2 separate regions of the Homo sapiens genome follow, and region 2 is linked to region 1. The links are chromatin loops, found by intact Hi-C in ENCODE. Cell type or tissue: Caco-2. All regions are shown on one strand. Each heading gives the region's core, and the rest is flanking DNA. Links, peaks and the distances in the headings are about the cores only.

Region 1 (15,401 bases), core at 3,316-11,315:
AGGAGATATTTGAGGTTATCTTTTGATTTGCTGAAATGTGGTAGTTTTCCTTTTTGTTATAACTTTGTTATAATGAAATGAGAATTAGAATCAAGAATGGCTCACAAATGGAAATCATCTGATAAGATGTGTGAATACAAGCTTTTTGCCAATTAAAGGTTCTAGTCACGATGACCTTTAATATATTTTTTCTCTTTCTTTAGGATTAAAGTATGTTAATTCCTTATGCATAATTTTAAATCTCAATTCTATTTGAGATCGTAGTGCTCTGTATCTCTACTTCTGCTTTTTAAAATAACAGCTGCTTACTTGAAGACTGCAGTTAGTTGAAAATATATCTATCTTCAGTTTATAGCTTTTGTGCTTTTCTTGGTGGACAGATGTCTTCAGTTTTCTCGTGATTTCCCTCCAAAATTCTATATTAATGCTCAAGACAAAAAAAGAGAATAAAGGGATATTTCCCAAAGCTAGATACCAAGTTTATATTAGTCTTTAAATTTGTCTCAAATTGATTTAGACTTATATTTTATTTATAGGCATCTAATTTCTTTGTCATACACCCTTAAAATATAAGTGTTTCCTGACTTATATTGAAAATATCTTCTAAATAAATTCTAAGCATTAATCTATAATTTTTGAAAAAATAACGCTCTTTCAAGATTAAAGGTAGTACAGTTATCTAATTTAGGACCGAAACATCCATTTTGCTTTCCCATTGTAAACGAAATTTCCTTGAAGTTAAATTTGTCAGTAGCAGCAATTCTTTTTTAAAAATTGTTTTTGTTGCTAATTTGTATCATACAGCTAAAAGTATTCATGGATATATAGTTAAAAAACAAGAAAACCTCAAAAGATCTCTATTTTTAGAAAATTCAGTTTAAATAATGTTGGGCAAATTTGGAGGATCATATATTACTGTTATGAATGAAGCAATATGAAAGGTAAAAACAAAGTTGGCACCTTGTTTCTGAGTCCATTTACTAGGCAAACCCTTGAAATATGTACTGTTTTGTAAAAAATGTACATTTTACTACATCAACTAACACATGTGGGCTAAAGTGGAATTAACATGCCACTGATGTACACACAAATTCAAGCCCTCTGTGTGACATAAATTCAAATAAATACCAATTAATGAAATTTTTAAAATTCAAAGAAAAATGAATGAAGCTATTTGAGAGGTAGTGTACATCTATCTAAGTTAGTTTCATGTAAAGAAGAGTTTCTTGGAAAACATTGTACATCTTTTGCAGTATAAACGTAAAGCAATCAAAATCATTTTTAATTAAAGCTCTTTTTCAGTTCACTAAGGAATACGGAGAGAATGCCAAACTGTGTTAATGTACTCCATTATGACTTTGACTATATTTTACAACTTGAAAAATTTTCATTTTTATGGTGCCATCAGCCTGCTACTTAATAGAAAATGTTTTATTGACATTTATGTTCTTTACCTAATGATGTGTATTTAAATGATGGCTGTCATCTTCATTAGAACTGACTGTTGAAAGAGTAATAAGAATGAGAATACAGAAACCTGGTCTCATTTTAATTGTACAAACTGAGAACATAACATTGGGCTGAACATTTCACCAATTTGACTACAACATTTAATTTAAAAATAATATATATCTCCAATATTGTATGATCATTATTATTGTGATTTATTATGCTTACTGACACATGAAATATATGTATATATGTATATTTATATGTGTTGTTTTCTATTTGTTCTTAAAAATAAATGTGCTGGCCGGGCGGGGTGGCTCACGCCTGTAATCCCAGCACTTTGGGAGGCTGAGGCAGGCGGATCACAAAGTCAGGAGATCGAGACCATCCTGGCTAACACGGTGAAACCCCGTCTCTACTAAAAATACAAAAAATTAGCCGGGCGTGGTGGCGGGCGCCTGTAGTCCCAGCTACTGGGGAGGCTGAGGCAGGAGAATGGCGTCAACCCGGGAGGCGGAGCTTGCAGTGAGTGGAGATCGCGCCACTGCACTCCAGGCTGGGAGACAGAGGGAGACTCCGTCTCAAAAAAAAAAAAAAAAAAAAAAAAGTGCGTATTAATTATTTTAAAACTTTTCATCTGAATGTATTAATTGCATCAATGATTATCAGAAAAATATTAGGCTTGGTATAGAAGTTATTCCAAAGACACAATCTGCTAATATGCCCAGTATTGATTAATATGTATCAATAGAAGTCATTTAGATGTATAATGGATGATCACAAAAATCCTGTTCCTTCAAACAAGTGTTGAATTGTAAGCTATTTTCAGCTTTTATTTAGTTAATTTTTATTAACATTAAACAAGGCAGTAAGAAAATGATTCATTACAGTCACCATTCTATTTCTTGTCAAATTATAATTTGTGGTTTTTTGCTCTTAAAGATATGTTCAGCACTATGTTCTTAAATAAAAAAAAAGTTGTCAAAGTTTTTGTGATCTAGAATAAAGAATCTAAAAAAATTGTACTAAAGAAATTGTATTCAACCTTTACTTCTGTAACTAGCAATACAGTATAGTTTAACTTATTTTTGTAGTGAAGTATTGAATAGAAAACAAATAATATTTACTTCTAAAATGTAACATACATATACTCTATTTCAACTTATTGAGGACATTTATATTTTTCCAGTATAATACCTAATTAGAATTTCTATCATGTCTTCATATTCAGTTATGACTTTATTATTCTGTCCTATGTATTTACCTTACATATAATGCCATTGTTGCATTGATGTACTGTTTTGTAATTATTTGCTTTTGATCCTGTAGTAGAGAGTGTTCAAAATGGCTCCCAATGGTTCCTGTCTCCTGTATAGCCTACTCACATATTGAATCATGGTTGTTCCTGTGTGATAAAATGAATACAAAGTAAATGATAATGTTTCACTTCTTAGGCTAGGTCATAAAATCCAATGTCATTTCTGTTTTGATTTCTTGACTTATCTGCTCTGGGAAAAACCAACTGCCATGTCATGAGGAAGGTCAAGCAGCCCAGTAGAGAGGCCTAGGAGGAAAGAAGCAAAGAACTCCATAAACACCATCATTAACATTTTAGCCATTTACATGGACACTGTCAGACACTTTAGCCTAATCTGACTGTGACTTCATGAGAGACTCCAAGTCCGGTCTACTCAGTGTAGCCACTCTTGATTTTCTGGCCCACAGAAACTATGAGCTACAGTAAATTAATATTGTCATTTTAAGTCATTTTATTTTTGGAGTGAGTTGTTAAACAGCCATACGTAACTAATAAAATGTTTTAATTTCTATAAGTTTTTTGGACATATGGACTGTAATTATTTTCTTTTCTGTATTGCAGATACTTAACACAATGCTAGCCACAAAGTGGAAGCTCACTTAATGTTGGCTGAATTTAAATAAATAAATGTAAATATAATCTCCTTGTTGGTGCTATAGGTTTAGAAGGGGCTTAAAAAAGCAGTAAACATCTATTATTCAAAATTGGCAGAAAAAATTGTCCAACATCAGCTTGGCCAAAAAACTTAAGATTTTAGGCAACAAGGCAATTGATCTAGTTATTCTGATTTAAAAAAATTAACTATCTTAGTAAGCCTAGTCACAAAACGTTCTACTCAAAATTAAATATTTCCTAAGAACTATCTAAAATCTTTAAATGGTCAAGAAAGTTAATTTGTAATGCCTACACTTGATTTTCATCCCCAGTTTTGTTTTGTTTTGTTTTTTCTGATTCTATGGCAGAAATTATTTTTTTGGATCTCAGCTCTTCAGGCATATTAACCAGAAACAAGTAAAAAATAAAAACTATACAAGTAAGGCTTAAATTAATTCTGACAAGCTGTAAATGCTTTTTCTGAATAGATTTTGAGAAAACTGGATTAATTCTACTTAAAAGTAATGACTCTTCATTAATAAAGTTTTAGAATTATTTTTCTTTTATTGAGATGTTCTAAGAATTATTCATATGTAGAATGTTTCTGTATTATAAACATTTTATTAGATACCAATATTAGATATTATATATTATTATAATTGATTCTAGAAGTAGACAATTCTTTTGGATGAAAGAGAAAAACTAAATAATTTTACCAGTTTAAGGTAGAAACAAGATACAAAAAAGATGTGAACCGGGAACAAGAATAAACCTATTATCTAAACACAGGTATAATAATTTTATTTTAAGTGTCTGTCAATCAACTGATGACAAATGATTGGGATTTGATACTAGAATGCCTAATATATCACATACATTTTATCAATTATTTAAATCAAAAAAGGGTTTATCTCTAATATTGTTTGCCTTTCAATGAGTCATTTTTATTGTCATTCTAAATTCTCATGTTACCAAACGACTTCGAATATCTTTAAAAAGAGAGTCCTAAGCTTCAGTGAACTCTGGTAGCGTTTGTTACTGTCCTACAAGAATGAGCCCAGATTGGACGAAGACTTGCATAATTAATTCTCTAACATGGAAGCACCGTTTTGAGTCAACTTTGCATAAATATACCATTGATTTGCAGATTTACTAATTACACCTTCTTATTGTGAATATGTCTGAGGCCTTTTAAAAAAATTAAATTTTGTCCATTTGATACTATAATTTGATTATTTCATAATCAATATAAATAAGACTAAGAAAATAAAGTAATGGTTTCTGTGAAAGAGTAATTTGTTTAATGCCTGAACAGAGGAAAAGACCACAAAGCCAATGATATAAAAACAAAACAACTCACCAATTCATTTTATTGGCTATTAGTAGATGCGGTCATGTTAAGGTGGAGAATGAAACTAGAAGTGAAGAGAATATTATGGTGAACAACAAAGTAAATTGGAGATAAAAATGTAGAGAGATTTAAACATGATCAATAATATATATTCCTTAACTGTCCCCCAAACCAACTTTAACTTTCAGACTTTAAAGATCCCATTTTCTTCCTTCCCTTTTTTCTTTCCTTTTTTTTTCCCTCTTTTTCTTTTTTTTTTTTTTTTTTTTTTGAGCTCTGCTGCCCAGGCTGGAGTGCAGTGGCGCGATCTTGGCTCACTGTAAGCTCCACCTCCCGGGTTCACGCCATTCTCCTGCCTCAGCCTCCCGAGTAGCTGGGACTACAGGTGCCCGCCACCATGCCCGGCTAATTTTTGTATTTTTAATAGAGATTGGGTTTCACCGTGTTAGCCAGGATGGTCTTGATCTCCTGACCTCATGATCCACTCGCCTCGGCCTCCCAAAGTGCTGGTATTACAGGCGTGAGCCACCTCGCCCGGCCTCTTCCTTCCCTTTTTTCTACCATCAAAAATAATAAATTGTCTAAAAGATTTTCTTGGCAGCTAAATACGAATGAAATCCCTCATTTTTGTCTTTTTATTGTTCAGGTGACAATATACAAACTCATCAGTTGCAAGTAAGCTAATTAAATATTAATAATACATATTGATTATTAATGTATATCTCTGAAACTTTTTTCTTAATCTAGTTTAGTCTATTAAAAAAGAACCTTTTCTCTTTGTACTTATTTGTACCTTGGGATAGTTAAATACACTCCTACAGCCACGTTCCCTAATGTGCTTCTTTAATTTTCAAAAGATTCGGCTTCTTATATTCTTGGTAGAGAATATAGCTCAACCCACTATTTAATATATTTTATGATCTTTATGTGAAAGCTACTGCTAGTTAGCTTTAATTAGCTTTGCCAGCCACTTTACACTTCAATGTTGTATTTGTTTTATAATTATTGTGTTAATTTGTTTATTATTTAGTGTCTACCCATTATAGTATCAGGCATATGAGGTAAGAAGCTTTGTCCCAAAACTTACCACAGTGACCGACTTGTACTACGTGCTTAATAAACATTTGTTGAATAAATAAAATCATCAGTACACTGTGAACATAATAAAACCAACTCAACACATTTAGAAGTACAGTGATTAATTGATGTTAAAATATTGGCAGTATAGAATATCTTTATAATGGCTGACATGGGGGGGGTGTCATGTACAATGTGTGACATTTATATCCCTGCAAAACTGTTGATCAGAAACTCAACTCATATTAAAATCACAGAAGTGATTTCCAGACATTGAGTCCAATCCTGGGTAGCCTCAGCCTGGAGGCCTATCCTGCTGATCTTTTTATCTAACTTAACTCCTCTTGGAAAAGGGAGTACAAATAAAATATCAACAAAATGGTTAAGTGATACCTTTTTTTCTTTGTCAAAGTTAAGGGTTGAAAGGTATCAAAATTATCCTCTAACTGTATTTTTAAAATGGAGAACTGGGGCCATGAAATCCTCAGAATGTTATGTGGAAGAGCTGGGGGTTGAAGCTTTTTTGTGCAAATGCTGCTAGCACAATTAAACAATGTGTTTCTGCTTGAACATGGACGATAACGATGTTTTAGAAACAATGGGAAGTGAATAGTTTACATCTTTACTTCCATACAAAAACATATATCTTTGAAAATAATACCTACTAATGAGACATCAGAATGAAGATAAAATTAGTGACACAAAGCATTTTCACACATTTGAGAGAAAAACAGGAAGCAGAAAACACAAATCACATAACAAAATGCAGTACATTATTTTAATATAATGAAACATAATGAGATTCTGGAGTAAAATAATATTAAAAAGTACATACATTAGATATTTTATTTGAACTTTTGACATTAAGGAAATATGCACCTATATATGACTTAATATGCCCCCATGGTTCCTCTTTAATATAACACATAAAGTATGAACATTTTCCCACTGTCTACATACTTTTGCAAAATTAAGTCACATTAGAGTAGGTAAAGAATATAATTTCCCTCGATTTTAACTCCTAAGTTCCTGTGTTCTGGTATTTTGAAGATAATGTTATAATTAATATATTTCAATGTATAAAAGATTTTAAAATATTTATAAGTATGTAATATACTTAATACATAAAGCCTCTCTATTCAACATCTTCCCAAGTGATTCAGGAATAGCAACTTTATTTTGCAATTTTGAAAGTAGAATACTTTTAAAGTATTTAAACTATGTTTCATTATATACAATTTATATGCATGTGATCTCAAAATAATCTAAAATATCTAAAACCCTTGAGAGAGGCCTTCTCATTGTAAGCTTTAGAGAAACTGGCAGATGTCAGGGAAGATACATTGAGGCAGTGAGTTGCTTTCTATTACATTCGATTCAAAATAGAACAAAAAGTCACAGTTTTTTTGTTGTTGTTTTGTTTTCTACAAGACAAAAATCAAATAAAGAACTCCTCTCAGACTCAAAAACACATATTGGAGCTACAAACTAATACACATCGCAGCAAATTAATAATGGAACATGCCTACCAGCAGAAATTTGACATTTGCTACTTCATTCAGCAAACATTTGAGTCACTGAGGTTTCAGAAACACAATCCCAATTTAAAAGAACATATAATGATGAGAAAGACACACAGACATTTGATGGGGCAAACATTATTTACATATGGGTATCTGAAGAGAGGATTCTTACCATTCAGGCTTAACTTTAATCCTTTCTTCTCCCTTTCCATCCTCTACCCACTTCTTACACTTATTGAGACAAGAAGACAAATCGCTGAAGTCAGATACTGCAACAAAATGACAACGGGCATTAGAAGAAGAAAAACGCTCCCTCATCACAATGGAGCAAGAGTGTTGCATAGTGACTAGCTGGAGCCTCCTGGAGGACAAGGCATGTAGAGCAGGAAATAAGCACAATACGGGTAAAATGAGACAATGTCAGAATAGGACACCTTGGTTGAAAGAAAATGTATTTGTGGAAGAAAAAAGAACCTTCTGGGAGATTCTGAAGTCTAGTGGTTGGGTGACGAGGCTGAGGCAGGAGAATGGCTTGAACCTGGGAGGCAGAGCTTGCAGTGAGGTGAGATCGCGCCAATGCACTCCAGTGATTAAATATCTATTTTATTTAACAATGTACTTGTAGCACCTGATATATTTGAAAGAGCTTAAAGATTAAAATATTTTAATTTCTGTTTATTTTGGGCTGCATTGAAGATAACATTGTTCTAAGACTGGACTGGGTTACTGATTTTTAAGCAATAAACAAATGGCAAAATTACCAAAGTTACTTAGATAAGAAATACTGAGAGAAGGCCTGTTTTGGAAAGAAAGATGATGAATTCAGTCTAGATATATGAAGTTGAGATACATTTGAAATGCCAACAATGAGATAGAATACATACTGAATGTAAGGCCTGAAGCTCAGCCGAGAGTTCTAGAGAGATGGACCAACAACAGGTCAATAAACGAAACTTAGGGCCAAGAGAAGAATCCAGTATTTCCACCTCATGGCAGGAATTACATAGTCCTTACCAAATTGATATGTAACACAGAGAAAATTTAATTGGTTTCTAGACTGTGCTTATACTATAGTGATTCTTAATAATTATACCCAAACTTCTGTTAAAGCCTTGAAAAAACCTTTAGAAAATGAAGGAGAAATAACAAATTCCATAAGTAAAGAGACAAAAAAAAAAAAAAAAAAGGAAAGTGGCTAGGATCCATAGGATTCAACACAAAAATATATACTGAAAATTCAGAGGTAAAAGGAATGTAGTGAGATGTAACCATGGAAATTTAAGATTCTAGTTACCCTTAAAAATCTTTTGAGAGAAGGTGGACAATGAATTTCATGTAAGTTACAGGATTAAATACTGAAGCTGTTTTATTTTAAAATTAAAATTATGAACCAATAAAGATAGAGAATTGGGGACATTTTATTTACACATTTTAAAAGGAAAAAAAGGCAATCTAGATGTAAGGGAAACAGAGAAAGTCACAAAAAACTTGAAGCATATACCATGAGAAGGTCTCCAAAATAATCACATATGGTGAAAGCCTGGGTTTTAAGGTGAAAGCACAGTACTAGGGTGACAAAAATTTGCCAGTTAAGTAATTAAAAATATTATTTTACTAACAACAAATGTCACTTGCTACTCTTTAAGCTCCAAGAGATTTTGTCTGAAAGATCCTCGGTTCTTAGAAGCATGATTGGTTTAAGTAGCTGGCACTCATTAAATGCTTCTTGAATTAATATGGGTATATGGATGAAAACACACAAACACACACATACAGGAATATATAAAGAGAGAGAATTACACTCCTTTGTTCTTGCTATAGATTATAAAAGCTGCTGTTAGAAAGGCCCATACTGGAAAGAGGACAGGAGAAGAAGAAACCCTGTAGGAGTAGTGAAAACCATACAAGTAGCACATTGTCTTGAACCAGACAATCCTCTAAGGATTGTATTAGTAGTTAACAATTCACTGGCAGTTTTAAGATATTTGTGCACTGAAAGCTACAACTAAACTAGTAAGCACTGACAATGCTGTGAGGGTGATGGAATAAGACCCATCTTCTAAAATGGCTGGTGTCGATTTGGGAATTTAGCAGCTATGTTCAAGCAGAATTGATTTTTCTCTTATCGTGTCTGCCCTCTGCTGAAGACATAGGGTGCCAATGGAGAATTAATCATATATTCTGATATATAACATTGAAACTTTTAATTAAAATTCAAGTAGCTAAAAGTGGATACAGTAGACAGTTGGACAGACTATTTGGCAGAAGCTGTGTTCTAGAAAAAAAAAGATAGAGAAACAATTTCTCTACATGACTGCTTTGGAGCTCTCTTCTCTCAGCCATTCTTGGTGCGTAAAGTGAAACTTTACCCCAAATGCATACTATTTGGAAACAGAAAAAGCTTTTTTTGTTGAAGGATACAATGGAAAATGCATAAATCAACCTTCTCTATTTGGATGACTTTGGTAATTTGCATTCATCTGTTTAAAGAGAGTTGTCTTTGGAGACTTCTTATTTTTACATAAAAATTACACTCAGCATCTCCCAGCTTCTTTTGTTCACTAAAATTAGATTTGCTCACTTATGCAATTCACAGGACCTAATTTGTTCAGAGGGAAGTCACATGCTATTTACAGCATGTCCTTTCTCACTTACCTTCCTCAAAAAAAAATTAATAATATGGCAGCTCCCCTTCCGTGGCACAGTGCAAGTGCTGGTGATTCACGGGGTGCGCTCCTGTGGGCAAAAGGCCACCTCTCTATTACAAAACAGAAATGAAAAATTGGCAAAAAAAAAAAAAAAATAAGATTTGCAAGTATCATGGGATTTTGTGAGAGTAATTACACTGGCTTTCAATATTAATGAACTTTTGGAGGACCATCCATGAAGCAGTCCATTGAATCTTCAGCTTCAACCATTCTAGTCCTGTGTCTTTGCTGATAATGGAGTCCTAACTGTATACCAATGCTGAAAAACTCAAAGACTGCTCTCGTTATCATAACTGTAGTGCAGTATTCTATCCGCTGAATGTATAACCACACTCTAATTTGGAAAAGTATTAGCAGGGCATTTGCAGAGGGAAGTGTGTTTGCTATGCTATATGAGATTCTCATATATTGATATATATGAGAATATATCAAGAGATGATCAGAAATGAACAGTGTATGAACAGTAAATACATATTTTTAAGATGGTGTATATAATTCCTCTACTGTGCTTTATGAGCCTTTAAAACATATCACCTGCTAAAATAAAACAGGCTATTTTTATATATGCCTGTTTTTGTCGCTTGCATGGTGTGTAAACTTGAGAAAATTATAATAGATATTTCTAAGCTTCAGTTTTCTAACCATAGAAGAGGGATAATAGAATATGCTACAGAGCATTTGTGAGGGCACCAGTGACAAACCATCAGAGCCAGCTTCGTGGACATGGGAACTGCCTACACACACAGCACAGCACCCTGTGCTTAGAGGAGCCCTGCAGTTAGTTTAATGCTCTCCTGTTGCTCTATGGAAATTCTTAATAATGTTTGAATAGGGCCCCCCAATTTTCATTTTCCACGGGGCACATAAATTACATAGTTCTTTCTGCAGTTAATAAGTCGTCTGGCCCAGTGATTGCCATATGTTAAGTGTTCAATATTTATTAGTGTCGTATTTGCCCTCCTCCTAAATGTGCAGGGTCAAAGTCAATCAAAGGGTCTACTGCTTTATACTGGTTTCTCACACTCTTAGGCTCTGGAAATCAGTTTGTTTCATTTCCTCCTCTTGGCCGCCTTTTCCCACATTACGTTTGAGGTCACATTTCAGTACTGGCTGCACATTATCTAACAATTTACTAGGCCCACATGACCTCTTTCCTGGGCCTATAAAGAACCTCATTTAAAGCCTTTGGGAAATAATCACTTGATCACTTTTCACAGTGAGGAACTTGCCCTTAGGGCTAGATTGAAACAGAAAGTTAAGAAAACGGCTAATGGTGCATTGGGATGTAGTTTTAGTTTGGGTGTTCAGCTCAAATCTAGGTTTTTTTTTTTTTTTTTTTAATTGCTTTGGGTCTGGTGTCAGGTCTGGGCTTTGGAAAACCAAATCACAGAATATCTAGTTTATGTCCGTTCTAGCCCCTATGAACTATATTTCATCATTGATGGTACAATCACGTAGGTACTTTTATAGCCAATTAGTATACTAGTGTCAACAATAAAAGCAAGTGTGACATTTTATATATAGTTAATATCTGAATATGCATATTCAAATATAGGCAGGTATTCCAGATCAAATTGAAAGTAAAACTAGTTCTAAGGTACTTTTTGCATTGACATTCTACTAGTTATTGGTTATATATGTTTACTTTTAATTATAATAGAAAATGCTACAATAATTCACAGGGGTGAAGTTGTTAATTGTATGTTCAAAAACAATTAAGGACTTTGAAATAGATAAATAGTGAAATGAGAGTTAATGTGAATACTAAGAAAGTGAATTATATAAAAATCTTTAGAAAGATTATATACTTTTGAGCCAACAAATGTTTATGTAATTTAGATAATACTAGAAAAAAATAAAAATTAGATTATCTCATGATTTTTATTGTTATGTAACTAGGTGTAATAACATTATTAACTTTAAACAACATATAAACTCTACACATTTTAGCTAGTTATTTATACTTAGAGTATGAATCTTTCTAGAAAACAGTTATAACTGATAGTTTTTTAAAACATCTTATGAGGATAAAAAGCAAAGAACCAACTTTCAGTCTCAAAATTTCATTGAGAAGAAAATCCTAAATCATTTAAAAGTAACATTCATGACAAATCATCTTTGAGTCAGATATAATGAACAGCATAGAGAGAATGAAGAAAAATGAAAGTGGCATAGAAAAATTAGATACCTCAAGCAGATACCAGCTCTCACTAATAACCTTCAAAAGAGTATACTTAATAGAAATGCATCATCTTACTCATCATCATTTTAGAAGTAGAATAAAATTGCTTAATTAAATAGAAGACTGAAATGATCTTAAAGTTCTCTTAGTTTAGTTTTGTTGTTGTTGTTTGTATTCAATGCCTTTATTGCAAAATAATGTTGCACAATAGTGGATGCTGACAGAGCAAGCCAACAAAATACTTTTCTTCTCTACCAAATTCATTTGCAAATGAGCATTTATTTAGAATGGCAAATGTGCAGCACATTGATCTAAGGAGTAATCTCAGCTAATGGTACAAATAAATATTTGCTCCTCTACTTCATTCAAATATTGACATTTTAATATTCTTTGTGGTTAAAATTGTATTAAAATTAATAATTGTGAATACCAACAATTTATTTTATTATGATAATATTTTTAACACTGGGTCTTTTGGCATTTGGCCAAAATATATATTCTGGATACAAATACCCTGCAAAATAAGAAACGTTAAAAAGTTACAAAGATGGCAACGTTGATAGCATATTTCCTTGATTATAATTCTCTGTTAGACCTGTTACATGGAAACCCCTGTTGGACCTTTGTTTTTGAATTATATCTGAGAGTAAAGCTCCCACTCAGTCATTTCCTCAGTCATTTATAATGTTAATTTAATTATATTTTATTTTAGACCTTATATTATGTATTTAAACCTTTTTAAGATTGGATACATTTTTTCTTACTATAATAACAATTGCCTGAGATTGGAAAACATTATAATATTAATAGCATTTTACAATAATATCACAAAATAGTATTAGTTTTTTGTAATAAAATATTAAACCTTCATATTTTTGTATAAATTTGAAAAAATAATTTTCATCAACAAATTAAATTTTTAAATTTATGTAGATATAGCTTAAAAATCCTTTATGTTATTTTGAAAATTTGAAATTTTCAAAAAACACGTAACAGCAAATGCATTTGTTTTTAATAACTGAAAGCATTCATCTCTCTTTTCTCTTATTATTTTTTTTTCTCTCCCACCCAACGTTAAAACAAATGGACTCATACTCATCATATACCTTATTTGAGGGAGATAATTTATATATAAATTTATACAAGCACACACATGTATATTTAATATATGTTGTAAATAAACATGTTTATTAGGTGCATTAAATTTCTCATTTTACATATAAATTCAAAAAGAAAATGCTTATTTTTTAAAAATACAAATTATTGATACACCCCAAATTTGGAGGTCAATGCTAGAAAAACGAAAATGGCTCCCTATTCTTTACTTATTGTTAGATGAGTATAAAAGATAAACACAATAGTTTTTCTGAGTATTTAACCAGATTATAGAGCTATTGATCCATTAATTCAGTTGTAGAAGAAAATGACACTAAATGTGTGCTATTCTTCCCATGCATTTGTATACAAATGAAGTCAGCTGAAACCTATTCATTTATTTTTTGATTCATTAATTCATGCCACCTGTCTATAAGCATTATTCTAGAAGACTGGAGATACAGTCATAACAAAGAGAGGCAAAATGCTTGATTTTATGGAGCTTACATCATGATATACTGAATGCCATAGACAATAAATCAAGAAGCGGATAAAGCCGTTGGGAAGGGCTTTCTGATTTGAGGTCCGATTAAAGGCTCATTAGTAACTTTTAAAAAGGGGAAAATGAAAATGACTTGAGAAGGGTAAAAATTTTTAGCATAGCAGATTGTAGGGAAATTGTAGAAAGATGCTGGGTTAGAGAACATCTTTTGTTCTGCTTTAGTAATGATTGGAGACAGGGAGTTATGGCTTGGTTATGCACATCTAAGCCTGAAGTATTATCTCAGCAATAGTAAGACAATGACATTGAGAGATGCCATCCGGAGTGACACAGAAAATGGGCCTGCCATGATTAACCCACATCTAGGAATATGTATTAGTACCCTAACTCCTAGTTTTTAATTGATTCCAAGACAAAAGATATAATGTTTGTCTTTATTCTATAATGGAAACTAAAATTATGTCTCCATTTCTTTCTCATGTCCTTTAAAAAATTATTGAGATATAATTCACATACCACACAAATAATCTATTGAAAGCATATGATTCAATGATTTTCATATATTCATTCAGTGTACAACTATCACTACGTTGAATTCCAGAACATCTTTATCATCCCTAAGAAACCATGTACCATTAACAGTCACTTCCATTCCCACCATCCCCAACCTAATTTTTGTCTCTATAGATTTGGTTATTCTGGACATTTTATGTAAATGGAATCATGTCATATGTCATCTTTTGTGATTGGCTTCTTCCATTTAGCATAATGTTTGCAGGGATTATTCATATAACATGCATCCGTCCTTCATTTCTTCTTTTTTTTTTTTTTTTTTTTTTTTTTTTTTTTGCAGAATAACACTCTATTGTATGGAAATACCACATTCTATTTGCCCTCTCATCAATTGATGAGCATTTGGATTCATTTCACTTTTGACTATAATAAATAATGCTCTTATGCATATTCCTAAACACGTTTTTCTATGGGCAGTTTTAAAATTTCTCTTGAGGTTACACCTAGCAGTGCAATTGTTGGGTTTAACATTCTCAGAAGGTACTATTTTATATTTCCGCCAATACTGTATGAGAATTCTCATTTCTGTTCCTTAGCAAATTAGCACAGTAACAGAAAACTAAATACCACATGTTTTCACTTATTAATGGGAGCTAAATTATGAGAACACAAGCACACAGAGAGGGGAACAACACACACTGGGGCCTATTACAGGGTAAAGGTTTGGAGGAGGGAGAGGATCAGAAAAAACAACTAGTGGGTACTAGGCTTCATACCTGGGTGATGAAATAATCTCTACCAGGTGAAAAAAAAAAGCGTTCTCATTTCTTCATACCACCACCAAGATTTATTTTTATCTATCTTTTTTACTATAGCCATTCTAGTGAGTGTGAAGTGGCGTATTATTTTAGTTTTGATTTGCATTTTACTAACAGCTGACAATGTTCAGCTTCTTTCCATGTGCTTTGTGCTTGTTGGACATTTACATAGACTTTCTGGAAAAAAAGTCTAATCAATTATTTGTCTATTTTAATCCTTTGTTGGTCTTTTATTATGGAGTTGTGTGTTTTTTATGTATTCTGAATGCAA
Region 2 (15,401 bases), core at 1-8,000, 1.2 Mb before region 1:
GGAGCTCTTTCAGGGCAGGCCTGGTGGTGACAAAATCTCTCAGCATTTGCTTGTCTGTAAAGTATTTTATTTCTCTTTCACTTATGAAGCTTAGTTTGGCTGGATATGAAATTCTGGGTTGAAAATTCTTTTCTTTAAGAATGTTGAATATTGGTCCCCACTCTCTTCTGGCTTGTAGAGTTTCTGCCGAGAGATCAGCTATTAGTCTGATGGGCTTCCCTTTGTGGGTAACCCGACCTTTCTCTCTGGCTGCTCTTAACATTTTTTCCTTCATTTCAACTTTGGTGAATCTCACAATTATGTGTCTTGGGGTTGCTCTCGAGGAGTATCTTTGTGGCATTCTCTGTATTTCCTGAATTTGAATGTTGGCCTGCCTTGCTAGATTGGGGAAGTTCTCCTGGATAATATCCTGCAGAGTGTTTTCCACCTTGGTTCCATTCTCCCCATCACTTTCAGGTACACCAATCAGATGTAGATTTGGTCTTTTCACATAGTCCCATATTTCTTGGAGGCTTTGTTCATTTCTTTTTATTCTTTTTTCTCTAAACTTCTCTTCTCGCTTCGTTTCATTCATTTCATCTTCCATCACTGATACCCTTTCTTCCAGTTGATCGCATCAGCTACTGAGGCTTCTGCATTCTTCACATAGCTCTCGTGCCTTGGTTTTCAGCTCCATCAGGTCCTTTAAGTACTTCTCTGCATTGGTTATTCTAGTTATCCATTCATCTAATTTTTTTTTCAAAGCTTTTAACTTCTTTGCCATTGGTTCGAATTTCCTCCTGTAGCTCGGAGTAGTTTGATCATCTGAAGCCTTCTTCTCTCAACTCATCAAAGTCATTCTCTGTCCCGCTTTGTTCCGTTGCTGGTGAGGAGCTGCATTCCTTTTGAGGAGGAGAGGCGCTCTGATTTTTAGAGTTTCTAGTTTTTCTGCTCTGTTTTTTTCCCATCTTTGTGGTTTTATCTACCTTTGGTCTTTGATGATGGTGACATACAGATGGGTTTTTGGTATGGATGTCCTTTCTGTTTGTTAGTTTTCCTTCTAACAGACAGGACCCTCAGCTGCAGGTCTGTTGGAGTTTGCTGGAGGTCCACTCCAGACCCTGTTTGCCTGGGTATCAGCAGCAGTGGCTGTAGAACAGTGTGTATTGGTGAACCGCAAATGCTGCTGCCTGATCGTTCCTCTGGAGGTTTTGTCTCAGAGGAGTACCCGGCCGTGTGAGGTGTCAGTCCGCCCCTACTGGGGGGGTGCCTCCCAGTTAGGCTATTCGGGGATCAGGGACCCACTTGAGGAGGCAGTCTGCCCGTTCTCAGATCTCAAGCTGTGTGCTGGGAGAACCACTACTCTCTTCAAAGCTGTCAGACAGGGACTTTTAAGTCTGCAGAGGTTACTGCGGTCTTTTTGTTTGTCTGTGCCCTGCCCGCAGAAGTGGAGCCTACAGAGGCAGGCAGGCCTCCTTGAGCTGTGGTGGGCTCCACCCAGTTCCAGCTTCCCAGCCGCTTTGTTTACCTAATCAAACAACTAACTCAGCAATGGTGGGCGCCCCTCCCCCAGCCTCGCTGCTGCCTTGCAGTTTGATCTCGGACTGCTGTGCTAGCAATGAGCGAGACTCCGTGGGCATGGGACCCTCCGAGCCAGGTGCGAGATATAATCTCCTGGTGTGCCTTGTTTTAAGCCCATTGGAAAAGCACAGTATTAGAGTGGGAGAGACCTGATTTTCCAGGTGCCGTCTCTCACCCCTTTCTTTGACTAGGAAAGGGAATTCCCTGACCCCTTGCACTTCCTGGGTGAGGCGATGCCTCGCCTTGCTTTGGCTCGTGCACGGTGCACTGCACCCACTGACCTGCGCCTACTGTCTGGCACTCCCCAGCGAGATGAACCTGGTACCTCAGTTGGAAATGCAGAAATCACCCGTTTTCTGCCTCACTCACGCTGGGAGCTGTAGACCGGAGCTGTTCCTATTCGGCCATCTTGGCTTCTCTCTGAGCTAATACTTTTAAAATATTTTGCACTCCACAGAGGAAGGTTTTATATGTAAGTCTGAGTTTTGTTTTTCTGAGTTGTTTTCAGTTGGTCCATGTGATTACATTTTTATACATGGTAAAAATTTATATATTTTTTTCCAAGTCTTTTTCTTTTTCTTTTCTTTTCTTTTTTCTTTTTATTTTTGAGACGGAGTTTTGTTCTTGTTGTCCAGGATGGAGTGCAATGGCATGATCTCAGCTCACCGCAACCTCTGCCTCCCGGATTCAAGTGATTCTCCTGCCTCAGCCTCTTGAGTAGCTGGGATTACAGGTATGTGCCACTACACCTGGTTAATTTTGTATTTTTAGTAGAGATGGGGTTTCTCAATGCTGGTCAGGCTGGTCTCAAACTTCTGACCTCAGGTGATCCATCCGCCTTGGCCTCCCAAAGTGCTGGGATTACAGGCGTGAGCCACCATACCCGGACCTGAGTTTCTTTCTTAAAGTTTGTGTTAAGATGTTGCCATGTGGGGACAATATCATAATATAACATACTATTCTGTGTGTGTCTGCACATGTATAATACAGATATTATTTTAAAATATGATTACAAATGGCATAATCTCTTTCTTAAACCATACAGGTTTTTGTTGCATTTTTTTTCATTAACACTATGCCCTGAGACTTTATTACCAAAGGGAAGAGGAGAGGAGGCATTTTCTATTCAAGAAGCCCACAAATAGGAATTAACACAGGTGCAACAGGGGGAATTCTTCATTGAAAAGGGACAAAAAGTAGAAATTCCTCTGGTACAAAAAGAGGGGGTTCAGAGAGAATGGATCTTGGGTTGGGATACTGCTGGGGTCCCCTGAGGGAACTTACCCATCTCTGGCCTTTGTGAGAAGATAGGCACCCTATTGAAGGATATGCCCCATGTAATTGATTTAAATGTGCCCTCCTGCCCCCCAAAATGTATCCAACTTCTAATCCTTGGAACCTATAAATGTGACCTTTTGTGGAAAAAAGGGTTTGGGCAGACATAATTAAGTTAAGGTTATCTCGATGAGATTATTCTGGATTAGATTGGGCTCTAAATCCAATGGCAAATAATTAGAAGAGAAGGGGAAACAGATGCAGAGACACAGAGAGAAGTCCACGTGAGGACAGATGCAGAGAGTGGGGTTACACAGCCCCAAGCCAAGGAATGCCAAGGGTTGCAAGCAACCAGAAGGTAGGAGAGAGGCAAGGAACAGACGCCCTGGAGAATCCAGACAGAACCAACCCTGCCAACAACTTGATTTCAGGTTTCTGACCTCCTGAACTGGGAGATAATAAATTTATGTTTTAAGCCGCTAAGTTTGTGGTAATTTGGTATGAATTGCTCTAGAAAACCAATATATCTCACTTATTATACCAAACTCTGGGAAGAATCCCAATCACAGGGCACCTAAGTGCAATAGGGGATGCCCAAAAGCATAGTAATATTGGTCAGGTAGTTTGCAGGGGTGAGTTCCAGAGAGAAAACCCCTAAGTATCTCTTGACGTACTTTTGTACGCAGCTTCCTGGAGTTCTGACATGCTCCTTGTGGGATGCAGAAGGCAGCTGATGGCTGCGAAGCAGTAGGCCTATCACAGGGATCCCTGTAGTGAGGGATAACTCTAGCTGGGGTTACAGCAGAGACTATAGGTGGAGTTGTAGAGTAACGGTAGAGGCCAAAGAAGGAACAGGAGTTAGGTGGGAAAGGGGAAATAGTATCAGGTGCTAGATATGCTGAGAAAACAGCCCATGGATTTCACCCACCGTGGACTTGCTAGAATGGATTTAGATAGGACAGATCAGAAGAAACTATTTGCAACTCAGAGAAGCAGAAGCCAGGGAAGAAATATAATTTGGAACTAAAGATCGCCTCCCCAGTATAAAGTTCTTATTGTGCCCAAATTTTATTTTGGAGAGGAGGAGAATCTTGAAAAGAGAAATTTTAATAAGAAATAGTTTGAACTGCAATATGAATTCTGCTGCAATGGACCATTGTAATCAGTGTGAATGGGGCAAGTCTAAAATTTCTTTTGTCATTAGGTGGAGGGAGGTTGGAAGTGAAGGAAGAACTCTGAGGTTACATCAATCACATGATTTCTTTAAAACTACATTTGTGTGCATGAATTGTATATAATATTTGATCTTATTACACATAGAAATGGCAAAAATCAGTGGTTATATGCTTTCAATATTTTTCTCAAGTAAAATCCACTATAATTTTTACCGGCTAAATTTATACTTATTTTATTAACAATTTATTTGCACATCTGCCTGGGAAAAAGTCTGTTTCAAACAATGATAATCTGATGCAACTGTATCTCTTTTAGTTTCAGACCTACCATCAAAGCCCAGGAGAAGCCCGTCTCTTTTCAAAGGGCTTTCTTTTTTTTTTTTTTTTCCTCAATCTGGGTGGCTAACTTTGATTTGTCTTTGGCACGATACTGTGGAGCTCACAAGTAACTCTCATTAAGAGTTCTGCAAATGCTAATTGATAGATCAGCAAGTTTGGAGGGCTGCTTTTAATACATACAGTTTCTTTTGGAGTTTTGCGTCTTTTCTACCTCTTAAGAGTCAAGTCTATTTGACAGCCAACTAGAGAGTATTGAAGTAATTGCCCATAAAATGAGAGTCTCCTATCTACCCTCTTCTCAGCACACTTGCCTAAAGAATCTGCCTACTGCCTTCACTCTTTGCTTCATTTGGTCTTTCAGTGGCTCGTTAGGTGTGGGCTCCTTTTGGCCAGGGCTACCCAGCTCTATTTCAGTTCCCTGTATGCCTGTTTGCCTTCGGAGGCAGTGACAAATTTGCTAGGTTGCGAGGTTTGCACTGGTCAATAAACCAGTCCAAAGTATCCAAGCAGTTTGTGGTTTGGAAATTCTTGAGCTCTTTTGGAGAAGATCGGTGATTTCCCATTGCCACTAGATGTCCCTGTGTGACTTTTCTTTTGGACATCAGTGCTGTACACGCGGCAAGTTATTTCTACTCTGCTGGATAGAAGGAAAGTGCTCCGCAGGCTCTGAAGAAGCAGTTTATAGCGGCATGTCACCCAAGCTAGGACTCGGCACAACTTAGCCCTAGCACATGGATTTAGAGTGCAAGGGTATGGCAATGCCGAAAATTACTCAGACTGTGCAGAAATCAGGATTATCTCTATAGAGGTCCTGGGATCTTTCCAACTTGCATCATTAAACTTTTCCTGCCTCCCAGCCTACTCTCAATACTGAGACCGAAGCTTCTAAAACAATCTGTCATGAAGAATTACGAGCTAGCTTTTAAAAAATAGTTTTTACTTCTGATCTTTTGCAGGCCAATGCCTGATGTTACTGTATATGACCAGTATGCCGCTCACTGTGTGAGTTTGCGAACACCCAAACTGTGTACAGTAGGCCCCCTTTGTCTCAGTTTTCCTTTCTGCAATTTCAGTTACCTATGGTCACTTGCAGTTCAAAAATATTAAATGGAAATTTCCAGAAATAAGCAACTCGTAAGTTTTAAATTGTGTGCCACTCTAAGTAGAGTGATGAAATCTACTTCCAACTCCATCCGGCCTGGGATGTGAATTATCTTTTTATCAAGCGTCTCTGCACAATATACACTGTCCACCCTGTCAGTCACTTAGCAGCCAGCTTGGTGATCAGATCGATTGTAGTGGCATTGCAGTGTTTGTGTTCATGTATTTTACTTAATAATGGCCCCAAAGTCCAAGAGTAGTAATGCTGGCATATTATAATTGTTCTATTTTATTATTAGTTACTAGTTATTGCTGTTAAATCTTTTACTGTGCCTAATTTGTAAATTAAACTTTACAAACTTTATAATCTTTATTTTATTGTGCCTAATTTATAAATTAAACTTTATCATAGTGCATGACATACATGTATAAATGGGAAAAAAAACAGCACAGTCATGCATTGCATAATGACATTTTGGTCAATGATGGAGCATATATATGGCTGTGGACCCATAAGATAATAATACAGCTGGAAAATTTCTATCACCTAGTGATGTCATAGCTGTCCTAACATTATAGTGCAAAGCATTACTCCCCTCTTTATGTTGATGCTGGTGCACACCAACCTACTGGGTTGCAAGTCATAGAAAAGCGAACAAGTAATGTCCTAGGCCTTCGCATTCACTGCCCACTCACTCACTGACTCACCCACAGTGACTTCCAATCCTGCAAGCTCCATTCATGATAAATGCCCTATACAGGTATACCATTTTTTTTTTTTTTGAGATGGAGTCTCGCTCTGTTGCCCAGGCTGGAGTGCAGTGGGGCTATCTCGGCTCACTGCAAGCTCCGCCTCCCACGTTCACGCCATTCTCCTGCCTCAGCCTCCCGAGTAGCTGGGACTACAGGCGCCCACCACCACGCCTGGCTAATTTTTTGTATTTTTAGTAGAGACGGGTTTTCACCGTGTTAACCAGGATGGTCTCGATCTCCTGACCTCATGATCTGCCCGCCTTGGCCTCCTGAAGTGCTGGATTACAGGCGTGAGCCGCCGCACCCTGCTGTTTTCTACTGTATTTCACTGTACCTTTTCTATGTTTAGATACACAAATACTTACCATTGCACTACAATTTGTCTACAGTATTCAGTACAGTAACATGCTACGTAGATTTGTAGCCTAAGAGCAATAGTCTACACCATATAGCCTAGGTATGTGGTAGGCCATACCATCTAGGTTTGTGGAAGTACACACCATGATGTTTTCACAAAGATAAAATCACCTGCCAATCCATCCCTCAGAATGTATCTCTGTTGTTAAGCAATACATGACTGTATATAGACATATTAAGTTGGTGCAAAAGTAATTGCGGTTTTTGCCATAAAAGTGATGACAAAAACTGCAATTACTTTTGCACCAACCATGTTACTGTACTGAATACTGTAGGCAATTGTAACACAATGGTAAGTATTTGTGTACCTAAACATAGAAAAGGTATAGTGAAATACAGTAGAAAACATTAAAAATGGTATACTTGTATAGGGCATTTATCACAAATGGAGCTTGCAGGATTGGAAGTTGCTGTGGGTGTCAGTGAGTGAGTGGGGAGTGAACGTGGAGGCCTAGGATATTACTTGTTTGCTTTTCTATGACTTGCAACCCAGTGGGTTGGTTTACACCAGCATCGTCACGGAGCTGAAGGTGGCTCACACTAGCTGGCAGGGGCCAGTTGTTACCAGTAGGATTTGATACTATTGACAGTTTCAGGCATCAACTGGACTCTTGAAATATACACTTGCAGATAACTGGTGTCTACTGTATTCCCTGTTTATTAAAACCAGTTAATTAACTATATGCTTGGTTGTCACAGCAATATCAGCTGGCTATAAGTGTCCTTTTAATGCTTACTCTCAATTTCTGTATTTATTTTGTGACACACTGGAAACACTTAGTGGAACCCTTCAAGCGACACTGGCCTAGGCATTATCACAGGCTGAGTTCTACATCCTTAAATTAAAACTAATGGACCTCGAGGAACTGGAGAGGCTTAAGGCAGCTTTAGGAGACTTGAGTGGAGACTCTTGTAATGTGGCAGGAGCTGTACTCTGTCCTTCCAGAACTCCTGCTCTAGGCCAGGCCTGGACCTTCCACTGAGCAACTACACTGAATCTCAGATGAAGGCCACTTTAAAACAGAAAACCATGGATGATCCCAGGAAGCAACAGCAATAGAGAAGGAATGCTTCTTGAAGTTCAGCTTCTGAACCTTCTTGGGGAAATTAAGTTAATCTTGTAAAGTGCCACTTTGCGTATCTGAAGACAAATACAGGTGGCATAGGGATGGTAAATACCTTGCACTGGGATTCGTTTTAATAATTAGCCATAGTGACACCTAGGTGATAGATAATGTGATGGCTTACCCAGCAACCAGCTCCAATTACAGAAATAACAGAAGGAAATTTTAGCTTCACAAACTGAAAAGAAATAGTTTGTTTACTCGATGCATCAACAGTTTGTATCTCAACAGTCATTTATTGAGCCAGTTATTTGTAATGCAAGAGCACAACTTGCCTAAAAATAATGTTGAGAATAGTGGTTAAGTGTCCTGTTTTGCTTATAGAAGACCATTTAAACCAGACTGTAGTTGAACTAAAATAAATAAGGTCTCTTTTTGTCTTTTTTGTGATTCCATGGGTCGGGTCAAATTGACGGCACGGAACATTGCTTACTCTTGAAATTCCAAACTCTTGAAATTTCAATTTAAAATATTGGGTTTTCCCTGCCCTTCTTAGGATAGCCAGTAGAAAAATGGGGTTTCCCTGGATTTCCTTGGTCTGGTAGGTGCAGCAATATGACATGAGTACCTCATAGGAGGGACTACAGAGAAGCAAGGATTCCAGATGGAGGGAGAGTTTGGAATGTGAAAGAAGGGTGTTATTAGCTGATGCTGACTCATTGGGGTTTGAAGTATGAACACGTGTTTAGTGAGCAATATTGGAGTTTTCATAGTAAGAGCTTGCAGAGGTGGCTGGGAGTGAGGCATGAGATCTCTCGGTAGAGGCAAAATAGAGTGATGAGAGCCAGAAGCACTGGATCAGGTGCTCCCAAGGGGAAGTTGTAATGAAGAGTGAGGCAGGATTGCGTAAGTAGAAAAAGAGAAAAAGAGAGCAATGCTCTTGTGAAAAGGGAGTTGAAGTGCAATACAGACTGCAGCTCCATCCGTCAGAGGGTTGAAATTTCACACACGAAGGCTCATTTTGATATGTTCACATTTATGTGGCAAGCGCTCCAAAAGGGAGGCCCTAAATACATCTTGTCAGAATAACTCCAGCAAAGACTGACATTTACACATTTCTCTGGTTAGGAAATGTAATAGAGGCAGGGGCATATACAGGTTTTATGGGGCCTAAACCTTATGTAATTTGAGGGCACCTCAGGGGAAAAAAAAAAAGAACAATTTAAAATATTAAACTGGGTAGAGAATTTTTTAAAAAAATTGTCCACTTTAGAAAGCTAACACATGCTACAAATTATAGAAAAAAACAGTATTTGTTTAAACTCTAAACATATGCATATTTGCTATATAGGCAAACTCATGTCTTGGGGGTTTGTTGTCCAGATTATTTTGTCACCCAGGCACTAAGCCTAGTATCCAATAGTTATTCTTTTCTGCTCCTCTCCCTCCTGCCACCCTCCACCCTCAAGTAGGCCCCAGTGTCTGTCGTTCCCTTCTTTGTGTCCATGTGTTCTCATCATTTAGCTTCCACTTATAAGTGAGGATATGCAGTATTTGGTTTTCTGTTTCTGTGCTAGTTTGCTAAGAATAATAGCTTCCAGCTCCATCCATGTTCCAATAAAAGACACAATCTTGTTCTTATTCCTTTTTATGGCTACATAATGTACATCATTCCATGGTGTATATGTACACATTTTCTTTATCCAGTCTGTCATTGATGAGCATTTAGGTTGATTCCCTGTCATTGCTATTGTAAAGAGTGCTGCAATGAACATTCACATGTATGTCTTTATAGTAGAATTATTTGTATTGTTCTGGGTATAGACCCAGTAATAGGATTGCTGGGTCAAATGGTATTTCTGTTTTTAGCTCTTTGAGGAAGCGCCACACTTCTTTCCACAATGGTTGAATTTATTTACACTCCCACCAAGAGTGCATAAGTGTTCGCTTTTCTCCACAACCTCTCTAGCATCTTTTATTTTTTGACTTTTTAGTAATAGCCATTATGACAGGTGTGAGGTGAAATCTCATTGTGGTTTTGATTTGCATTTCTCTAATGATCAGTGATATTGAACTTTTTTCATATGCTTGTTGGCCAGATGTATGTCTTCTTTTGGAAAATGTCTATGTCCTTTGCCCACTTCTTTTTTTTTTTTTTCAATTTTACTTCAAGTTCTGGGATACATGTGCAGAACGAGCAGGTTTGTTATGTAGGTATACATGTACCACGGTGGTTTGCTGCAGCTATCAACCCATCATCTAGGTTTTAAGCCCCACATACATTATTTATTTGTCCTAATGCTCTCCCTCCCCTTTCCCTTTCCCCCCACCCCCCGACAGGCCCTGGTGTGTGATGTTCCCCTCCCTGTGTCCATGTGTTCTCATTGTTCAACTCCCACTTTTGAGTGAGAACATGCAGTGTTTGGTTTTCTGTTCCTGTGTTAGTTTGCTGAGAATGATGATTTCCAGCTTCACCCATGTTCCTGCAAAGGACTTGAACTCATTTTTTATGGCTGCATAGTATTCCATAGTGTATATGTGCCACATTTTCTTTATCCAGTGTATTATTGATGCCTTTGCCCACTTCTTAATGGGGTTGTCTGTTTTTCTCTTGTAAATTTAAGTTACTTATAGATGCTGGATATTAGACCTTTGTCAGATGCATAGTTTGCAAATATTTTCTCCCATTCTGCACATTGTCTGTTTACTCAGTTGATAGTTTATTTTGCTGTGCAGAAGCTCTTAAGTTTAATTAGATCCAATTTGTCAATTTTTGCTTTTGTTGCAATTGCTTTTGGCATCTTCATCATGAAATTTTTGCTCATTCCTGTGTCCAGAAAGGTATTGCCTAGGTTGTCTTCCAAAGTTCTCATAGTTTTGGGTTTTACATTTAAGTGTTTAATCCATCTTGAGTTGATTTTTGTATGTGGCATGAGGAAGGGGTCCAGTTTCAATCTTTTTTATATGGATAGCCAGTTATCTTAGCCCCATTTACCAAATAGGGAGTTATTTCCCATTGCTAGTTTTTGTCAGCTTTGTCAAAGACCAAATGGTTGTAGGTGTGTGGCCTTTTTTCTGGGCTCTCTATTCTGTTCCATTGGTCTATGTGTCTCTTTTTGTACCATTACCATGCTGTTTTGATTACTGTAGCCCTGTAATATCATTTGAAGTTGGGTGATGTGAAGCTTCCAGCTTTGAAGAGCAATATTTTTACTTGTCAATCTTATCTCTAGAATTCTTTTTTGCGTATTTGCATTGCGTCTTCTTTGATTGCCTCTTCACATGACGATGATTGTGTAATTTGATTTCCTATAGTAAGAACAAGATAATTCTTTCCACTAGCCTCTAGCATGGTTAATTTCATTGGCACTCTCAGAAAGTTTCGTTTTATTACTTTCTCAGTAATATCATGCAAACTTTTAGGACTGTTGACAAATTTAGAAAGATTTCTATCAAATTTCTTTATCTGTAAACTTTCTGGAAGAATGTTCCCCAGGCTAACTGGTAGTTCCATACATTTCAGTTTCATTTTTCTCCCAGTATGTACATAGTTTGAATGCCTGACACAATAATATATGTTCAAGTCATAATCTCAACTCCAGTCCTTCACTTTTGTTCCAGAAATAAGAAAAACAGATATTGCTTATAGTCTTATAGTCATTTTGGGATATGGCTTTATAGTCTTCTAGTCATTTTGGAATACGGCCAAGTTATTTTCCTGTCTCTATATCTCTGTATGTCTCTATATCTATCTAGATATATACAAAGATATATCTATCTGGATATATACAAAGATATATCTGTATACATATGATAGATATATAGATAGATTGAAATATACATTTTTGTATATATATAACTGTCTATATCTATTATATAATTACTTGTATCTGTATCTATCTAGAGGGACCTAGAGAGATAGTAGGTAGATAGGTATAGACATTTATCTATATCCCACTAAAACACCTTAGAAATGCACTCCCAGCTCAAGTTCCCCTTAACCATATATAGAAAATGCTCTTGGCCATTCTAATGTCACCCATCATGAGTTGAAGTTTTATAAGGGGGAAGTTAAAATGAGAATAGACAGTGGTCTTAACTCTTTCCTGTTTTTAGTTTTGTAAATTGTTTAGAGACATATGACCACATAAACACATTGCCAGAGCCCCTGCCAGGCCTTTGGAAGATGCCTGTGCAAATAAGGGGGCCCTGATATTTTTGCTTCCTTAGCTTCACAGTAAATCTGTGAATGGTGACAGTGGTAGGAGAGTTTTCCCCAAAAATGTCAAGAATAGAGAAACCTACCCTGTCATATGAAAGAGAAGCAGCTTTAGCTTCCTGCAGTTTCCTTCCTCATTTCCAAAAGAGTAAAGTGAAAGAGGAGGTTATGGGAGGAATAGCCACACTCTCAGAGCCTTTCAGGGCAGGCAAAACCTGCAACGAGAGGCTGCTCACACAACAGCAGTGAGTCTGGGATCACTGCCACTGTGGTGACAGTAGTAGCAGCAAAGGTGCAAGGGAAAAACCACAGATTTGGAACATTGTTTCATCAAACTCAAGGCCTAGAGAAACAGCAGGTAACAGAGTTGATGGATGTAATTAAAACGGTTATAAACCTTTGATGCCCTCTGATCTTGAGGGACATGGGTTTGAGGAAAGAAAGTACACTGTGATTCCAGATATTATTCTAACAGTGCACTAAGCCTGTTGCGCTCATTATGTTACCCACACTATTTTGATTTTCCTTCCTTAGACCTGTGGCCCAGAGGTATCTGCTACACTTCAACACCAGGAATGTATTTAAACTACCAGGATACTGTATCAGTTAAACTCCATTCAAACCCAATCTGAATCAAATGGTATAGTCTTTTATTGTCATTTTGTTTAGTAATCTACTATATTGCTAGACCACAATTTCTTTATCCAGTTTATGAACATTTAGGCTGCTTCTAGTTTTTGCTATTATAAATAATGCTGGCACGAACATTCAGGTACATGTGTCCTTATGCTAACATAAAATCTATTCTCTGGACTATATGGCCTAACTACTGGACTGTAGAATATGCACATTTCCAATTACACTAGGTAATTACAAACTATTTTCCAAAGTGATGGCATTAAAGAACACTTCCACAGAAGTGTGAGAGTTCCTGTTGCTCCGTATCTTTATCAACACTTGATGCTGTTAGAACTTTTCATATTTCTCAAATTAGTGAATGATTAATAGTATCCCATTGTAGTTTTAATTAATTTATTTTTTTATTGTGGCAAGTATCTTTTCTTTTTTTTCTGCCATTGGAGTTTTGCCTTTTGGAAATGTTCATTTAGTTTGTTTGCCAATTTTTTCTATTTAGTTATTAATCATTTTCTTTCTTTCTTTCTCTTTCTTTTTCTTTCTCTCTCTTTCTTTCTTTCTTTCTCACTCTCTTCCTCCCTCCCTCCCTCTCTCTTTCTTTCTCACTCTTCCTCCCTCCCTTTCTATCTTTCTTCCTTTCTTTCTTTCTCTCTCTTTCTCTCCCTTTCTTTCTTTCTTTCTTTCTTTCTTTCTTTCTTTCTTTCTTTCTTTCTTTCTTTCTTTCTTCTCTCTGTCTCTCTTTTTTCTTTTCTTTTCTTTTGAAACAGAGTCTTGCTCTGTCACCCAGGCTGGAGTGCAGTGGCATGATCTTGGCTCACTGCACTGCAACCTCCACCTCCTGGGTTCAAGCAATTCTTGTGCCTCAGGCTCCAAGTAGCTGGGACTATAGGTGCCTGCCACCATGCCTGGCTAATTTTTGTATTTTTAGTAGAGACATAGTTTCACCATGTTAGCCAGGCTGGTCTCCAAGTCTTAGCCTCAGGTGATCCACCTGCCTCGGCCTCCCACAGTGCTGGGATTACAGGTGTGAACAACTGCACCTGGCCTTATTCATGATTTTCTTATGGATTCATAGTTTTTTTTATATACTGAAAACTAGCCCCTATCAATTTTATGTATAGCAAATATATTCTCTCAATGGACAGCTTGTTTTTTCACATGCTTTACAATTTTTTTGATAAGGTTTTCATTTTAATGTAATTAATTTTAATATATTTTATATTTGGGTTGGTGCTTTCTGAATAAATTTTATAATACTCCTAGTTTATAACAATATTTACATTAATTTCTAAAGTATTTATAATTTTATTTTTCACATATAGGTCATAATGCTGGGGAAGGATTTTTTATATATATATTAGAAGGTAGGGATCCAATTTTCTCATCACCATTTATTTAAAAGTCCATTATTTTTCACTTAGTTGCAATAAACCTCTGCCATATGTGAAGTATCCATATATGTCCGTGTACTTTTCTGACCTCTCTACATTTAGTTACATTGATCTATGCGTTAACCCAGCATAGTAATGCAGTATCTTAATTAAAATAGCTATATGATAAGTCTTCTTTTAAAAAAATTTATTTCCATAGGTTTTTGGGGAACAGGTGGTATTTGGTTACATGAGTAAGTTCTTTAGTGGTGATTTGTGAGATTTTGGTGTACCCATCACCTGAGCAGTATACACTGAACCCAATTTGTAGTCTTTTATCACTCAACCCCCTCCCCCACTTCCCCCAAGTCCCCAAAGTCCATTGTATCATTTTTATGACTTTGAATCCCCACAGCTTAGCTTCTACTTATGAGTGAGAACATAAAATATTTGGTTTTCCATTCCCGAGTTACTTCACTTAGAATAATAGTCTCCAGTTCCATCTAGGTTTCTGTGAATGCCATTAATTTGTTCCTTTAATGGCTGAGTAGTATTCCATCATATATATATATATATATATATATACACACACACACACACACACACCACAATTTCTTTATTCAGTCAGTAATTGATGAGCATCTGGGCTGGTTACATATTTTTGGACTTGAGAATTGTGCTGCTATAAACATGTACATGCAAGTATCTTTTTTCATATAATTACTTCTTTTCCTCTGCGTAGACACCCAGTAGTGGAACTGCTAGATCAAATGGTAGTTCTACTTTTAGTTCTTTAAGGAATCTCCACACTGTTTTCCATAGTGTTTGTACTAGTTTATATTCCCACCCACAGTGTAGAAATGTTCCCTTTTCACTGCATCCACGCCAACATCTATTATTTTTTTTATTATGGCCATTCTTGCAGGAGTAAGGTGGTATTGCGTTGTGGTTTTGATTTGCATTTCCCTGATCATCTCAATAGATGCAGAAAAAGCATTTGACAAAAATCCAGCATCCCTCTATGATTAAAACCCTCAGCAAAATTGGCATACAAGGAACATACCTCAATGTAGTAAAAGTCATCTATGACAAACCCACAGCTAACATAATGCTGAATGGGGAAAAGTTGAAAGCATTCCCTCTGAGAACTGGAACAAGTCAAAGATGCCCACTCTCAACACTTCTATTCAATGTATTACTGGAAGTCTTAGTCAGAACAATGAGACAAGAGAAAGAAATAAAGGGTATCCAAATCGGTAAAGAGGAAGTCAAACTGTAGCTGTTTGCTGATGATATGATTGTATACCTAGAAAATCCTAAAGACTCCTCCAAACAGCTCCTAGAACTAATACACAAATTCAGCAAAGTTTCAGGACACAAAATTAATATACATAAATCAGTAACTCTTCTACACACCAACAGCAACCAAGCTGAGATCAAATAAAGAACTCAACTCCTCTTAAAATAGCTGCAAAAAAATAAAAAATACTTA

What was found. Hi-C counts contacts between places; a loop is a spot of excess contacts. Peaks named below come from ENCODE experiments on the same cell type or tissue, not always from the same donor. Only the 100,000 strongest peaks of a DNase experiment are listed, where the experiment ranks them.
Region 2: it touches region 1 in a loop (9-fold over the local background); 2 of 110 quality-filtered maps call a loop at or near these places.

The regions. Positions count from the first base shown.
Region 1 is chr12:17,581,510-17,596,910 of GRCh38, forward strand. LINC02378 (long intergenic non-protein coding RNA 2378) reads right to left here and starts at 7,569. Exons shown (of 5, transcript NR_146522.1): 1 at 7,485-7,569; 2 at 4,722-4,776; 3 at 2,953-3,013; 4 at 2,714-2,858; 5 at 314-427. LOC124902888 (a long non-coding RNA gene) reads left to right here and starts at 7,680. Exons shown (of 2, transcript XR_007063231.1): 1 at 7,680-7,874. In Caco-2, for the core only: a CTCF peak has its summit at 7,650 (motif pointing left); a DNase peak (open chromatin) is centred at 7,652.
Region 2 is chr12:16,381,312-16,396,712 of GRCh38, forward strand. It overlaps a transcript of MGST1 not described here. Among named protein-coding and RNA genes, the nearest start is that of MGST1, 41 kb to the left of the region's middle. RefSeq lists enhancers at 1,047-1,640, 1,641-2,233. In Caco-2, for the core only: a CTCF peak has its summit at 4,940 (motif pointing right); DNase peaks (open chromatin) are centred at 1,530, 1,840 and 4,920; H3K4me3 peaks cover 647 bases.